Linked DNA regions of Homo sapiens: region 1 is linked to region 2. The links are chromatin loops, found by intact Hi-C in ENCODE. Cell type or tissue: ovary. All regions are shown on one strand.

Region 1 (8,000 bases), 200 kb before region 2:
CAAAGTGCAGGGGTTATAGCATAAACCATGGCACCCAGCTGACATTTTGATAGATGTATACATTGTGGAATAATTAAATCAAGCTAATTAATATATTTGTCACCTCACATTCTTATTTTGGGGGTAAGAACATTTGAAATTTACTCTCAACAATTTTGAAATTATAATACATTATTAACCATAGTCACCAAGCTGTACAATAGATCTGTCTCCATTCTTCCCTTTACATTTATGATTTGCTCTGTCTAGAAACTGAATAAGTATCACAAGGAGGAAAATTGAGTGGTTAACAAACATACATGAAACCACGTTCAACTTTACTTTCCCACCTTTAAGGCAACTTATAAACAAAAATTGTAATAGTATAGTAATGCAAGGGATATATAGCAGCTAAGAGAAATGAACTAAATCTACATATACACAACACAGATGGGTTTTAAAATCATTGTAATTATTACAGGCATGAGCCACGATGCCCGGCTGTAATATTTTATTTCTTATAGGAAAGATAACAAATTTGTCAAAATGTTAACAATGATCAGCCAGACGTGTTCGCTCACACCTGTAATCCCAGCACTTTGGGAGGCCAAGGCGGGTGGATCACGAGGTCAGGAGATCGAGACCATCCTGCTAACACGGTGAAACCCCGTCTCTACTAAAAATAAAAAAAAAATTAGCTGGGCGTGGTGGCGGGCGCCTGTGGTCCCAGCTACTCAGGAGGCTGAGGCAGGAGAATGGCGTGAACCCGGGAGGCGGAGCTTGCAGTGAGCCGAGATCGCGCCACTGCACTCCAGCCTCGGTGACAGAGCGAGACTCCATCTCAAAAAAAACAGAAAAACCAAAAAAAACATACTGTTGAATGAAAAGCAAGTTACAGATTATGTACTGCTTATGTAACGTTTTTATTTATTTGTTTTGTTTTTCTCCTTGGTGGGCATTGGAAAATGGAACATTCTTAAATGGACACATTCATACTAATAGCATCTTCATGTTCTGTCTTTTTAAATGCACACACACAGACACACACATATGCGGAAGAAAGGGACACACTGGAAGGATACACTCTAAATTCCTGAAAGTGGTTACCTCTGAAGAGACTGGGAGAGTAATTGATTTGGACTGGGGTTGAGGGGAGTGCAAGGGGGCTTCAATTGTATCTGTAATTTTTTTTCTTTTTTTCCTGTACTTTCTAGGGGTGACTAATGTAATGTTTTATTTCTTTTTTTTTTTTTAAATTGAAAACATTTTTTAATGGAGACTGAGGTCTTGCTATATTGCCCAGGCTGGTCTTGAATTCCTGGGCTCAAGCAATCTTCCTGCCTCGGGCTCCCAAAGTCCTGGGATTACAGCCATGAGCCATGATGCCCGGCTGTAATATTTTATTTCTTATAGGAAAGACAAAAAATTTGTCAAAATGTTAACAATGATCAGTTTTGGATGTTGACTCATGAGTGTTTGTTATATTCTTTGCATTTTTCTGTCTTTTGAAGATTTCTTATAAATAAGATTTGTTCTCTCCTGTGAAGATTAATTTTCTACTTTGTGCCTGGATTTGGTATGTTGTGCACATTTCGGCCCACACAATAGTAATAAATGAGTCTTGGAACAAAACGTAAGCAATCCTCTGCAAGCCTGCATGATACATTCTCACTAAGCCAGCCTAAAAATAACAGAAGAGTAAAAGTATTATTAGACAGAGGGACCCTCATTTGACCTTTCGGCCATTTGGATTGTCCATTCAGTTAATCTTGTCACAATCATGTAATTATGAGGTTGGTTTGAGCTTAATGAACCAATATATACAATGAAAATATGCTGTCACCAGAACTGTGCCACACAAAGGCCTTGGGACATAATACTTTTCTTGTGTTTGTACATGAGATTTCCCAAAGATAACAAAACCTTTTACCAAATATGCTTTTCAGACCTATTACCCTTTCTAACGAATATTCCTCTTCCCCACGTCAAGTCGGCATCTCCCAAAATATGTCGATGCTGTCCCTTTGCCACATAAATACCCAAATGCTGCCTGATACCCCCGCAGGCTACATTTGACAGTACAATACCTGCAAAGGCAGTGGAGCTGCAGAGTGCTATTGAAAAGACCATTATAATCTCCTCTGAAAGAGTCTCAAACTGAAATGCCAGTTAGTAAAACATATAGGAAAGAGAAAAACAACCAGGCAAGTATATAAGTGTACTCAGCAGCACTCAAAATTCCAGCTGAGTTGAACCTGGAGGTATTTTTAAAAAGTTGAATGTCTGGAGAACTAGTTTAGGAAACTTACTTTGTCTTTTTTAATTTAAAAAAAAGTTAAAAAAGATATATACACTTCACTCCCTAAAAAAAAAAAAAGAAAAGAAAAAGTGAGTAGGAAGTAGGGGATGTGTACATTAATGAGGGCTTCCTTCCTTTCTCTCACTTGGGGAGTTAGTCAAAGACCCTTTAAGACTTGTTTACTTTTCCTTCTCTAGAAGGAAATAGCCAGCGTTTTCCAGCAATGATAATAGCAGTATGGACATCATTTTTAAAAACTCTAGCAGTATACTATTATAAGACCAAAATAAGAGCAATATAGTAAAGCATTATACATTATTTCTACTCCTGTATCTGACTCTTTCTCTTTCAGCTAGCTTTAGTCAGCAGGCTTATTTGCTCCAGCCTAGGGGGTTTGATTTATTTACTCTATGTGAACAGGTCTGACTATGGAAACCCCTTCCTCATGTCAGAACCTTTGGCTTCCAGGTGGAGATTCATTCATGCCGTTTACACCACATACTTGCTCCCTGCCTGGACAAATTGGTCCCGGTTCCCTCAGGTCAGATGTATTCTGATGACTCCCAAGTCCTGAGCTGCATAACACTCAGAACCTTTGCATCAGTCTCTCATTGAGCCCTAGAGGTGCATCTCTCTTCATGGTTGTTGCAAACATTACTAATTGCCTCAACCTCTTAACTGTGGGTACCCATCTCTAGAATGAAACCATCCCTTAATTTGATGTTTATTGAATACCTGTCAGATGCTGCCATTCTGCTAGGAGCTAGGAATATAGTGCTGATTAAGATAGCCATGGCCCCTGCCTTCATGGTGCTTATAGTGTACTGTGGAGCTTACACAGGGAGCCTGCTTTAAGGAAGGATCAGGTTTCTTCACTAATGAGACCTGTACATAGATGGTACTGGATGAGTGTGTGTGTATATGTTTGTTAGTGGGTGGGAAGCAAGACAGGAAGCAAGGAAACCAGAACTATCAACATTGTTTAGGTTAGAGATGATGGTATTTTGACCAGGGTTGTAGCAGCAATGGAAATAGTGAGAAGTGATCATTTGAGGGTAAACAGGACTGACTGGCAGACTGGTTGTGGGGTTAAAGAGACAGAGATAAATCAATGATGACCCATAATGTGTTTGACCTGAGCTACTGGGTGAACAGCAGGGCTATTTACAGAGATGAGGATAGACAGAATGTGTGTGCAAGAATCAAGAGTTGAGTTTTTTTCATTGTTACATTTGATTTTCCAGTTGAAAAATCAAGTGGCGATATTGAGAAGTCACAAATACATGACTTTGAAGTTCAAGGTTAGAGATAAAATTTTGAGATCATCAATGTGTAATCCATTTAAAGAAATGGGTCTTGTATTAGTCCATTCTGGACTGGCCGTGTGTGGTGGCTCACACTTTAATCCCAGCACTTTGGGAGGCCAAGATGGGAGGATTCACTCAAGGCCAGGAGTTTGAGACTAGCCTGGTCAATGTAGTGAGACCCCATCTCTCTAAAAAAATAAAGAAATACCTGATACTGGGTAATTTATAAGAAAAGAGGTTTAATTGGCTCATGGTTCTATAGGCTGTATAGGAAGCATAAAGCTGGCATCTACTTCTCGGGGAGGCCTCAGGAAGCTGCCAATCTTGGCAGAAGGTGAAGGAGGAGCAGGTGTTTCACATGGTGGAAGCAGGAGCAAGAGAGTGAGGGGAGAGATGCTGCACACTTTTAGATGATTAGATCTCGCAAGAACTCACTATCTTGAGGACAATACCAAGGGTATGATACTAAACCATTCATGAGAAATTCGCCTTCATGATCCAATCACCTCCCACTAGGCTCCACTTCCAACATTGGGGATTACAATTGAACATGAGATTTGGATGAGGACGCAGATTCAAGCTAGATGAGTCTGGATGATAACACCTTCAGAGAGAGTGTCTCAGCTGGGCGCGGTGGCTCATGCCTGTAATCCCAGCACTTTGGGAGGCTGAGGTGGGCAGATCACAAGGTCAGGAGATCGAGACCATCCTGGCTAACATGGTGAAACCCCTTCTCTACTAAAAAAACAAAAAATTAGCCAGGTGTGGTGGTACATACCTGTAGTCCCAGCTACTCGGGAGGCTGAGGCAGGAGAATCTCTTGAACCCAGGAGGCGGAAGTTGCAGTGAGCCGAGTTTGTGCCACTGCACTCCAGCCTGGGCGACAGAACGAGACTCCGTCTCAAAGGACAGAGAGTGTCTCAACAGAGAAGAGGACCAAGGACATTGCCTTGGGACAAGCCAACATTTAGATCCTGGGAGCAGAAAGAAAAGCCAGCGGAGGTGACTTAGAAGGAACAGCCAGTGTGATGGGAGGGAAACCATTAGTACATCTTATCCCTGCAGCCAAATGCAGTGTCTCAAAGAGGATGAAGTAATCTCTTGCGTAAACTAAGAGCAGTTAGGTAAGATGAAAACTGAGTATCAGTCACTGGTCTTGCCACAAGGTGACCTTGACAAGTGATCTGATTGGATCTGATTGAGGAGGAGCTGTGGATGAAGAAGTGTGGGCAACAAAGGAAGACATCTCTTTTGAGGAGTTAGTGCAAAGGGAGTAGAGAAATAGGGGTAAGGTGGATAGATGGGGTCAAGTAAGATTTTTAAAGACAAGAAATATTCTAGTATGTTTGTAAGTTGATGAGAATGATCCAGGAAAGAAAGAAATCTGAGGCTGCAATTGCAAGAGGGAATTACTACAGGATGAAAGTCATTGAGTCATTGAAGGAATGACTCCAGGGCACAGATGGAGGAAGCAAGGCCAGTTCATCCAGGGTAACGAGAGAAAGCAGAGCAGAGAAGACGCATAGATAAAATCGGCAGATGTGGTGGGAAGACAAAGATACTTTCTTCTGAGGGCTCTGATATTCTCAGTAAAATAAGAAACAAGGTCATCTGCTGAGTTCAAAGAGGGAGAAGAAGGTATTGAAGACTTGAGAAGAAATAAAATCAACCTCCTGTAGAGTGATCCACCCACTTTGGCCTCCCAAAGTGCTGGGATTACAGGTGTGAGCCACCGCGCCTGGCCAAAGGAAGTTTTTTTTTTTTTTTAAGGAAGTTTTAATTAAAAATTTTATATTATTTTTCTCAAATGTTAACAATGTATTATAAACCAAAAATAAAATTTTAAATCCTCCAACTGACTGAACGCTTTTTGAAGAGAAACATTCTTAGAAACCTTTGGGAAAACATTTCCTACTTTGAAAAACATGGACTATAAGCAAATAATGTCTTTTATTATGAGAAAGTCTTTTGGTTCTTAATTATCCTTGTCAGGAAAAAAAAAACAGGATAAAAGATTGCTTTTTAAGATTGTCACTAAAATAAAAAATACAACATAAAAACAAATTTCTATTTAACTCATTCCTGAATCTTAAAGAATGTGTTACAAGTTGGGCTGGGCACAGTGGCTCACACCTGTAATCCCAGCACTTTGAGGCCGAGATGGGCAGATCACTTGAGGTCAGGAGTTCAAGACCAGCCTGGCCAACATGGTGAAACCCTGCTCTACAGAAAATACAACAATTAACCGGGCATGGTGGTACGTGCCTGTAATCCCAGCCACTTGAGAGCTGAGGCACAAGAATTGCTTGAACCCGGGAGGTGAAGGTTGTAGTGGGCCGAGATCACGCCACTGTACTGTAGCCTGGCGACAGAGCAAAACTCTGTCTCAAAAAAAAAAATAGTTACAAGTTAAGAAACTCTTCTTTCTCCTTAGACAACATGTTAAAAGAAACTCAAGAAATGTTACAGCAGGTAATTTTATGACAAATATGTGGATATGCCCATTTTCAAAATATGTTAGAAAATACATTTTATAAACCCAAACTTACAACACGGCCTTCCACAAAATAAGTGCTCAATAAAGGGTAATAATAACAGACCCAATAATAACAGCAATAATTTTTAAATTTAGATATTTTTAGAAGTAGACTTTCAGCATTTCTTCTACTTGTTGAAATGAAGTCAATGAGGTTGTTTTCTTTAGTGTGTTAACTGAGTATCAAGAGGCACTAGGAAGGAAATGTTTGATCAGTTGGCTTTAGGAATAAAGCATTTCCCTGAAGCTACCTTGGTTAATATTTGCAAGTATTGTGAACTTTTTGGATGAAATACCACACAGATGCAACTCAAAACGAATAGTAATACACATATATAGTTCTTTCAGCTCTAAACTGGTATTACTTTCAAGTAAACTCTGAAATCTCGGGAATAACCATCTCATGGCTCTTGGTAAAAATGATACATGTTCATTACGAAACAATCAAGCACAGATAAGATGATGATCCGAGGATGAGATGGTGCCCTCACTAATTTCTGTTCAATGTTCAAGGTATAACCCTGAACAGAGAGGGTTCAGGGAGACCCTCATTTGACTAAAGGACTCACAATGCAACTTCAGTTCAGTTTTAAAAAATAAGAAAGTTATGTTTCTGGCACACTTTCATTTTGGGCTGAGATTCAAAACATTTACAGGCATTAATATATGTTCCGGGTGCCCCTTGTCTTTTTTTGTCCCCCTGAGCACAAAATAACATTACATAATTCATGATTCTTTTTTTCTCTTCTCTAGACCAAAACCCAGTAAACAGAAAACAGATAAACAAAAGAGGTGGGGCTAGTTCTCTGCAGAGTGTTGTGGAGGTGGGGCTGAGGATGGAGTTTTCCTTCTGGAATCCCAGCCCTGCTGTTGGGAGAGCAAGGTCCTGCCACATACCCTAAGGAGCTAAGACCACAGGGATCTCAGGGGGTTTTACTGTCACTTTGAAATGGTGTGAGGTTTCCTGCTTCATCAGAATCCCTGCTGAGGGGGAAATTGAAGGTGTACTGTGGAAACCTCCATTGGGGGCTTCTGCACAGTCACAGGAAATGGTGAGTTTGCAGGAACTTGCGGTTACTGTGAGAAAATTTGCTTTGGATTTTTATGTCCAAAATCTCTGTGGAATTCCCCAGATCTGAAGCCAGTGCCTGCTTTGGACTCTGCTCTGCATACAGGTTCATCTGATTGTATTTTTTCTCATTAATTGAAATTTGCCAGCTGCAATTTTATCAGCGAAAACCAAATTCTAATCTCGTAGATAGATATAGAAAATGTGGCTTTAAATTATGGCCTTAGGTTATGATGAAATAAAACACCAACGAGTATGAACTGGGTCTTTATGAGCGAATCTGAAAAATAAAGTAGTAAATCTGTCTGTGATAATAGGTTAACAGAGCAGAAAATAAGGGCAGATACTGTAGTTTGTAGATCAGCATCCTGTCACAACAATTTTGGAACATTTGGTTCATGTTCTGTCACACATTCTTAAGAGTAGTTGTGCAATTGCCTCCAAGCTGTTGGCTGTATTAGACAAACTTTAAATTAGTGAAAGGAATCTATTTTTATGTGGTGGTGGTGGGGTAATAGTTCTTCTAAACAAACTTTCATTTTTATCTTTTGAAAGTTTTTAAAGAATCGAGTTTTTTTTTTTTTTCTTTGAGACAGATCTCAGTTCTGTTGCCCAGGCTGGAGTACAGTGGCACGATCACGGCTCACTGCAGCCTCAACCTACCGGGCTCAAGTGATCCTCCCACCTCAGCCTCCCAAGTAGCTGGGACTACAGGCACATACCCTCACGCCTAGCTAATTTTTGTATTTTTTGTAGAGACTGGGTTTCACCACATTGCCTAGGCTGGTCTCGAAATCCTGGGCTCAAGTG
Region 2 (8,000 bases):
TGTATTTTTAGTAGAGATGGGGTTTCACCATGTTGCACAGGCTGGTCTTGAACTCCTGACCTGAGATGATCCATCCACCTCGGCCTCCCAAAGTGCTGGGATTATAGGCATGAGCCACTGCACCTGGCCCTCTTCTCCCTTTTCATACCATATCACATTAGTATTCAAGGTAACACCCCAAATACCCTAATGATTATGAACTAAAAGGAAGATGAAGGATTTTAGGAAAAATGTCTGTTCACCCAAAGGATTAAGATGTTGGGAAATGTGTAACCTGTTTAGCAGAGTATTAAAGTTCAGGAGAAGTTCTGTGATTTTCAGTAGTAACTCAGAAAGCCCAGAGAACATAAATAGTTTATGCATATTATGGTTTATGACAAAACATTTAAAATAGTTGAGGTGGTGCCATCCTACCCTATTTTCTGAAATTTTGAAGTATAGGCATATTAGTGCTGTTTGCCTTGGATTCTGTGACCGCTTTTTACAGCATTTGAGAACACTTGGGCTTATACAGTAAAAATGATTACACCACGTCGGTGATGATTTTTTTTAAATTGTGAAAGAGAGGAGTAACCATTTCTCTGAAACAGTGCACATACACAGAAGAGCATGGATGTGGATGTCATCAGGAGCAATAAATATCATTCCAAAATTTGCCGTGATTTACATACCTATAGATGTGTTTAATTCTTAGCAAGTTAAATGTTTGAGATACTGAATTTTCTCCGTATTTTCACCACCTAACTTTAAAAAATAAAAATGCCTGCATATCTTGGATACTCAGTAAATGTTAATTTCCTCCCCTTCCTCTCAACCTCTCAGCAAACTAGAGGTTTTTTGGGAAGGGAGGGTTGAGGAAGGGAAAGTTGTGAACGTCAGTTGGAAGTTGATCCAAGAGAGGCATTACTTTTTGGAACACATTTGATCTTTCCAGAATAAAAATACTCTAAAGGACCAGCCAGGTTTTGTCCTCGAGCTGAGGTCGAGGTGAGGGGAAACTGAGTGGAAAGATGGTAGAAATGCTTAATTGACAGACCAGGGCATTCATTCTCTATCCAAGAAGGGAAGGAGGGATATCATATTTTTTTTTTTAACATCGTGTATTTTACATTATTTATTTATTTAATTTTGAGAAGGAGTTTCATTCTGTCACCCAGGCTGGAGTGCAGTGGCGCAATCTCGGCTCACTGCAACCTCCGCCTCCTGGGTTCAAGTGATTCTCCTGCCTCAGCCTCCTAAGTAGCTGGGATTATAGGTGCCTGCCACCACGCCCAGCTAATTTTTGTATTTTTAATAGATACAGGGTTTCACCATGTTGGCCAGGCTTGTCTCAAACTCCTGACCTCAGGTGATCTGCCTGCATCGGCTTCCCAAAGTGCTGGGATTACAGGCCTGAGCCACCGCTCCCGGCCAGTATTTTACATTTTAAAACCTTTTTATTTTGAAAAATTTCAAATATATACAAAAATAGAATAAGTCTCAACAATTGCCAATTTATGGTGAATCTTGTTTTATCACTTTCTGTCATCCACTGGATTGTTTTGAAGGAAACCCAGACATTTAATTTAATTTCATCCATACATATTCCAGTATGTACCTCTAAAAGTTAAGAACCATCAGAAGATCTCAAGCAGGAAACTGATGATTAGGTCATTTATTTTTATTTTATTTTATTTTATTTTTTGTATTTTTAGTAGAGACGGGGTTTCACAGTGTTAGCCAGGATGGTCTTGATCTCCTGACCTTGTGATCCGCCCGTCTCGGCCTCCCAAAGTGCTGGGATTACAGGTGTGAGCCACCGCGCCCGGCGATTAGGTCATTTAGGAAGGCTACTCTGAAAATGGTGTGAAGGTTGCATTGCTGGGGAAAGTACTCAAGAATAAAATATACGTGATATTTGTGGTTATTTATTCAAAAAAATATGGTAGGTGTATAGTGGACAAATTATCTTGTCTTTAAGGCCTTTACAGCCTAGTGCAAAGTTTCTCAATCTCAGTACAATCAGTGTTTGGGCTGGAATACCCTTTGTAGTTGGGGGGCTGCCTGTGTGTTACAGGATGTTAAGCAGTGTCCCTGGTCTCTACCCACTACATGCTAGTAGCAACACCCTCCCACCACCAGCCCAGTTGTAACCATTCAAAATGTCTCTAGACGTTTCCAAATGTCCCCTGGAATAAAAATCACCCACCACGTGAGACACACTGGTCTAGTGGCAGGATACAGATAAGTGAACAAGTAATTGCAATGAATATCATAAATATTGAAAGAATCCAGAAAAAGGGTTCAGTTACAGTGACGTTAAGTTAGTAAAAACTCTGTCTTAAATGGGGCCTGCACAAAGACCTCCTGAGTCTCCAGGAGGAATCTTCCTCTCCCCATTCTTCTCTTTGCCAAATGCCAATAGATGTGGGTACCAGTTGGACGTCTTGTTTCACTGTGGGCCCACTCCGTCCTATGGTGCCTAGTACCAAATTGAGCACTAAAGGCCAAAAGCTGTGGTCAGTTACTCATGCATAACCCCAGAAATATCCCGTTTATGAAAACCATGCTGAACAATCTGAAGAGGGGAATTTTGGTTCTAGAGGTAGACCAAAATTTGCTCAGCGTATATGAAAAGATTTAATTCAGAACATTGATTATAGTTTGTCCTTTCTGTAAAGAAATCTTTATTGTTACAGTTCTCTTTACAGCAATAGCTAAGATTCCTTTCTTATAATCTTAATCTTATCCTTAAACCAAAAGTAAATATTGTTGAGTCCACTCTTTTCCTCTCAGCATGCCAACTCGATGGTAGGGTTCCGGTGGAGATCAAGCCATTTTAGTTATACTCAGGGGTTCTTAGGGATTCGGGAAGAGAAAAGTTCGAGGATAGAATTCTTTAACCTCAGTTCTGCAGCTTCTGCTTGTTATTGTTTGTGCTCAGAAATCACGAAGAGACTTCACCCAGGGGAAATGAACAACAACTGTTTCTGTTTAGCTCTGTGAGAAGGCTCCTATTTGGGGTGGGGGTAAAGGATTAGATCATAACAGAAATCCATTAAGAATTTTAAAACAATGCCATCCATCACACAGGCCTTACTATAAAACTTAAACTCTTACATGGGAGGTCTCCTTAGGAGAGAGTCATAATTTTTCAACCGCTTGGGGATTCTGAGTGAGAAAGTTTAACCATGGGTGGTTGATTGGATGGAATTATTCCCAGAAGTGTGTATATTTCTTACATGATGCATCTTGTAGCAACCTTTAAATGCCTTTGAACTTAGTTCAGGGAATCAAATACTACGTCTTGAAAGGAGAAGTTTGTGGGTAGATACTCTTCCTTCATAGAGTTCTTGGGAGTTTAAAATGAGACAATATAAGTGAAGGCCGAAGGCTTTTTGTCTATTGCAAAACACCATACAAATGTACAAATGTAAGGCATCATTGTTGTTATTGGTGCCAATGAGGCTGATGGGACCCAGCTCCCAGGGTAGTGCATTCTGTAGTTAGCGTAATTAGTGTGTGTTCTGCATACTGAATTAGATTTTCTTAAAAACATACAATCATTTTTATTTTCTTAGTAATTGTATTTAAGTATACTTTTGCATATATCCTCATTCCAGGGCCACTATGTTGCACAACTCCAGGGGGCACCATTCAATTGTGGTGGCTCTGATTCATCCAGTAGCATTCCTTCCCCTAGAGCCAGACATTGATAACTCATGTGGCCAGAATGTTGACCCACCCATCGGAGATGGTTAATCCTGAGAATTTACAATTCTGTTTTCTTTTATCCTGTCTAGCTTCTTTATTTTTATAGACATCAATTCAGATGCTGCTTGTTTGGGTCACATTTTCCCAAGTTCTTTTTGCTTCCCTGTGAATTCAGACATAAGGTGTGTGTTCCTTCTGTGGTGAATGAAAATGGAGATGAAAAGAGAGGTGCTAAACATGTATCACTTTTAAACTCCAAAGAGTAGGGTCAAGGTCTGTAGCAGGACTCAGCACACTTTTTCTGTAAGGGACCAGATAGTGATTATTTTTTATTTGTGGCTCATACAATCCCTGTCTCAACAACTCAACGCTGCTGTTACAGCATGAAAGCAGCCATAGACAGTATGTAAATAAGCATAGCTGCATCCATATAAAACTTCATTTATGGAGTCAATTTGAATTTCATATAATTTTCACGTCATGAAATATCCTTTTTTGATTTTTAAAAAATCATTTCAAAATATAAAATTCATTCTTAGCTCATGGGCCATACAAAAATAGGTGGTGGACCATAATATCTCAACCGCTGGTCTCAGCCTCACTGCTGAGGATAATGAGTAGCTGTGCACAAATAGTTACTTCATCAGTGCTTCCCCAGCTAGGGACAGAGCTACGCTCACCAGTCATTTAGCCTGCTAGGCAGAACTCTGGAATTCTGATTCAACTTCTGCCCTGATGCTTTCCAGCTGTGACCTTGGGCTCTAGTCACACGATATCAGAGTCTCAGGCTGCTCATTTCCAAAACAGTGATACAAAATTTTTTTCTGCCTTCTTCATGGCACTGGTGCAAACTGCATATGAACGTCTTCATAGTCTGATTGCTGGTTTCCTCTGTGGCCTCCATTTGCAAAAAGTACATTAACATTTTAATCATCCTTCACCAAACATTTCTGGAAGACCTATTCTATGCCAGTCTGAGCCCTTGGGGATATACAGATGACTGAGAACTAGACCTTGCCCTCACAGCAAAAAAAAAAAAAAAAAAAAAAAGCAAAAGAAAGAGAAAAAGAGAGAGAGAACTAGGAGGTATTGTGGCCCAAGTGTAACAGAGGAGGGATGGAATGAGCAAGGGTGGGAGAGACTAGCTCTGCTGGGATGGAGATGGAACAGTGGGAGACTCAGCAAAGGTCCCCCAGAGAAAATGCCAACAAAGCAGGTCTGGGGAGGAGGGTGTCTTGGGATGGCTTGCAAAGCATGATGACAAAGAGCAGCATAGAGAATTTGGGAAGCTTAAATTACTAAGTATGGGGAGCCCACCATGGGTGAAGGACTCCATCAGGAAAGGAGGCTGGAGAGAGAGGATAGAGAAGGGAGGGAGAACTTTGTGTGCCATGTTAAAGAGTGTGGATTTTTTTCCCTATAAAGGAAGGAGAGTCATCAAGGGGTTTAGTCAGGGTTATAACATGATCAGCTCTGGGCTCTAGAATATTCACTCTGGGGGCAAATGTGGAGGAGGAAATAATTGGGGGGAGGGTAGTGGTGGAGATAAGGGGGCCTCTGTGATAATCCTGATGAGCAATGAAGGGGAGTTAAACTATAGGATAATAGCACTAAGGCTAGGAGAACAAAGATACTTTTAGAAAATGTGTATATTAAATTAAAAGAATATTTTGAAGGCTGGGCGCAGTGGCTCGCGCCTATAGTCCCTCGGCCTTTGGGAGGTCGAGGCAGATGGATGGATTGCTTGAGCCCATGAGTTAGAGACCAGCCAGGGCAATGTGGTGAAATCCTGTCTTTACAAGAAATATAAAAATTAGCTGGTGTGGTGGCACATGCTTGTAGTTCCAGCTACTCGGGAGGCTAAAATGGAAGGATTGCCTGGGAGGCGGAGGCTGCAGTGAGCTGAGGGCGCCACTGCCCTCCAGCCTGAGCAACAAAGTGAGACCCTCAAAAAAAAAAAAAAAAAAAGAATATTTTGAAAGCAGAATAATATTAGACTACACTGGAAAAGCATGGTACTTAAAGGTATTGAATTTTTTTGTAAGTAAATAAAAAGATATACACAAACACACACACAAATTGTCGGACCCAAATTCCCTAAGTTTAGGTGTTTGCCTTCAAATTTTCTTCAAATTGGAGAGCCTATGCAACTGATTGTCAACAAAATGCAATGCTTAAAATTTCTGGGTAACTCATTATAGTTTTGATATCTAAAGAGGATCATTGACAGAGCTTTCTCACAGTATTTATTACCAAATGGAAAAGTGTCAGTTTCTGCTGAGACTTTGATGACCCTTTGCTTAAATCTTGGTTCTCCATAGAATACATTGTGATTTATGTTTTTGTTTCAGAAAAAGGTCCAAGCATGAAGGAACCAAATCCAATTTCTCCACGTAAGTCTTTATGCAACTATTTCGAAATAAAACCTCCTGGGCTTTCCTAAGAATGAGTTGGTTAGTGAACATTTGCCAAACTTTGAGTTTTGATAAGGAGACTTCTGCTCTCATTCCCCCTTCCCCCTTCCCCTTTCCCCTTTTTGCTCATATTTTTTCCTTTCCTCTGTCCTTTGTTTATCCCTGCTTTCTTTTTCCCTTTCACCTTTACCACTTTAAAATATTAATTTGTTGATCCATTGGCATGTATGGCTTGAATGGGAAGGTAGTAACTTATTTAGAGAGACAAGTTAATGACTTGCATGCTTATGTCTGCTCTAACCTGCAAGAATTCACATACAGCCATGGAAGTGGTTTGCTTTAAGTCTTATCAACAATATTTATCTGCTCAGAGGCGTAATGCTAAGGGAACTCATTGCTATACTTTCAAGACAATCCGTAGTGCAAGGGCTGGGGGCCCCAGGAAGAGCATGTAAGAATGAAAGAGAAAGCAACACCAATTGCTGCAGAATAAGGACTTGGAAATTGTCTAGGCCAATTTCATTATTTTATGCAGAAGAAAATGCTGACCCAGAAATATTCCTGCCTCATTGGCATTGAGGCAGGACTTCAACCTGGACTTCCCAGCTGTCCACCCAGAGCTCTTCTAGATAATGTTGTCTTGTGAGGAGAATTTGTGAATCTGTGCTTTTTTTCCTTTCCTAAGATTCCCAGGATTAGTCTCCGTGGCTGATTCACTACATTTAACAATCAGTCTGGAAAGTTCCTTTCACAAAGCACTTCATAAACCATTGTCTTAAGTGGATTATTTTTTTTAAATTATGGAACAATATGAACTCAAACAGAGGCACATATGGACACATATCTATCTTTGGAGATTTAGAATAGTTTCATTAAAAACTTGTAATCATGTTCAATTTTTGCATCTGTGGGTATAAAAAGGCAAATCATCTTCTAATATCAGTTTTAAGGACTAGATTAAATAGGTTGATGGCTCGGTTCAACTTCACCTCCAGGGAGCTCTTCCCACCTCTTCCTCCACCTGACTTCAGCAGGTGACTAAAGCTATCCGCATTTTTCAGAAGGTAAATGAACACACCAAAGAGCACAGGTCTAGAAGAGTGGGGACCAGAACTTGGGAGTTCGGATCCTTCCAGACTTGTTCCACCACAGCATACTTTCCCCGAGCCTTTGGAGTGCTGGGCTGCCCAAAGGTCACAGGAGTGTATGGCAGTCTTCAATGTAAAAAAAAAATAGCTTTCTTTACACTGAAGTGAGTTGAAAGGCAGGGATTTAATTTATACAGAGATCACTGGAGTTGCTTCTGACTGGAGCAGAAAGTAGAAATAATATGATAATAGTGGGGAGATCCTGTATTTCCCACTTATATTCAAAACCCAGAGACCTTAGAAATTGTATTCTACCTAAAACTCCTCCCCCTTGGAAACCAATTTTAACTTTTTATAAGTGACTCAAAGAAGGTAGTTCTCTTAAATGAAAGGAAATGTTCTATTTCTGGGGCCTGGAATTAATTTCAAATATAAAAACCTTTGCCAAATGGAGAAACAATTGGTTCTATTTATATGTTTTGCTGACCATAAAACTGACATCACTCCCCACTGGGAAGTATTTCCGTTCCCCTTATAGAAAGATCATGGTTGGAAAAGTGTTAAAAAGTAGGTTGTTTTAAATGATACAATATGAAGCTGTTAAGATTAAGAGTTTAATATGAGGAGATCGGTGAAATGTTATAATCCACAGGAATAGTTTATTTTTATTCTATATTCTCCTTTCTTTCTGTTATCTTTCATACTTGTAAATGTTCACAAAAATATGTGTATAAAGTATTCTAAGGTGTGTGTTTTCTGTGCAGTGTGTCATTTTTGGAGATGTTCAGTGAATAAGCAGCAGTAA

The links. Hi-C counts contacts between places; a loop is a spot of excess contacts. Peaks named below come from ENCODE experiments on the same cell type or tissue, not always from the same donor. Only the 100,000 strongest peaks of a DNase experiment are listed, where the experiment ranks them.
Region 1: a loop joins it to region 2, with 2.9 times the contacts of the local background. A loop is called at or near these places in 21 of 110 quality-filtered maps.

What each region holds. Positions count from the first base shown.
Region 1 is chr1:91,891,277-91,899,276 of GRCh38, reverse strand. It overlaps a transcript of TGFBR3 not described here. Among named protein-coding and RNA genes, the nearest start is that of TGFBR3, 9.1 kb to the right of the region's middle. RefSeq lists an enhancer at 4,444-4,944. In ovary, no CTCF peak of the experiment used is centred here; no DNase peak of the experiment used is centred here; H3K27ac peaks cover 1,237 bases.
Region 2 is chr1:91,696,175-91,704,174 of GRCh38, reverse strand. TGFBR3 (transforming growth factor beta receptor 3) reads left to right here. Exons shown (of 17, transcript NM_003243.5): 15 at 6,045-6,086. Among named protein-coding and RNA genes, the nearest start is that of TGFBR3, 190 kb to the left of the region's middle. In ovary, a CTCF peak has its summit at 3,628 (motif pointing right); a DNase peak (open chromatin) is centred at 4,404; H3K27ac peaks cover 5,807 bases.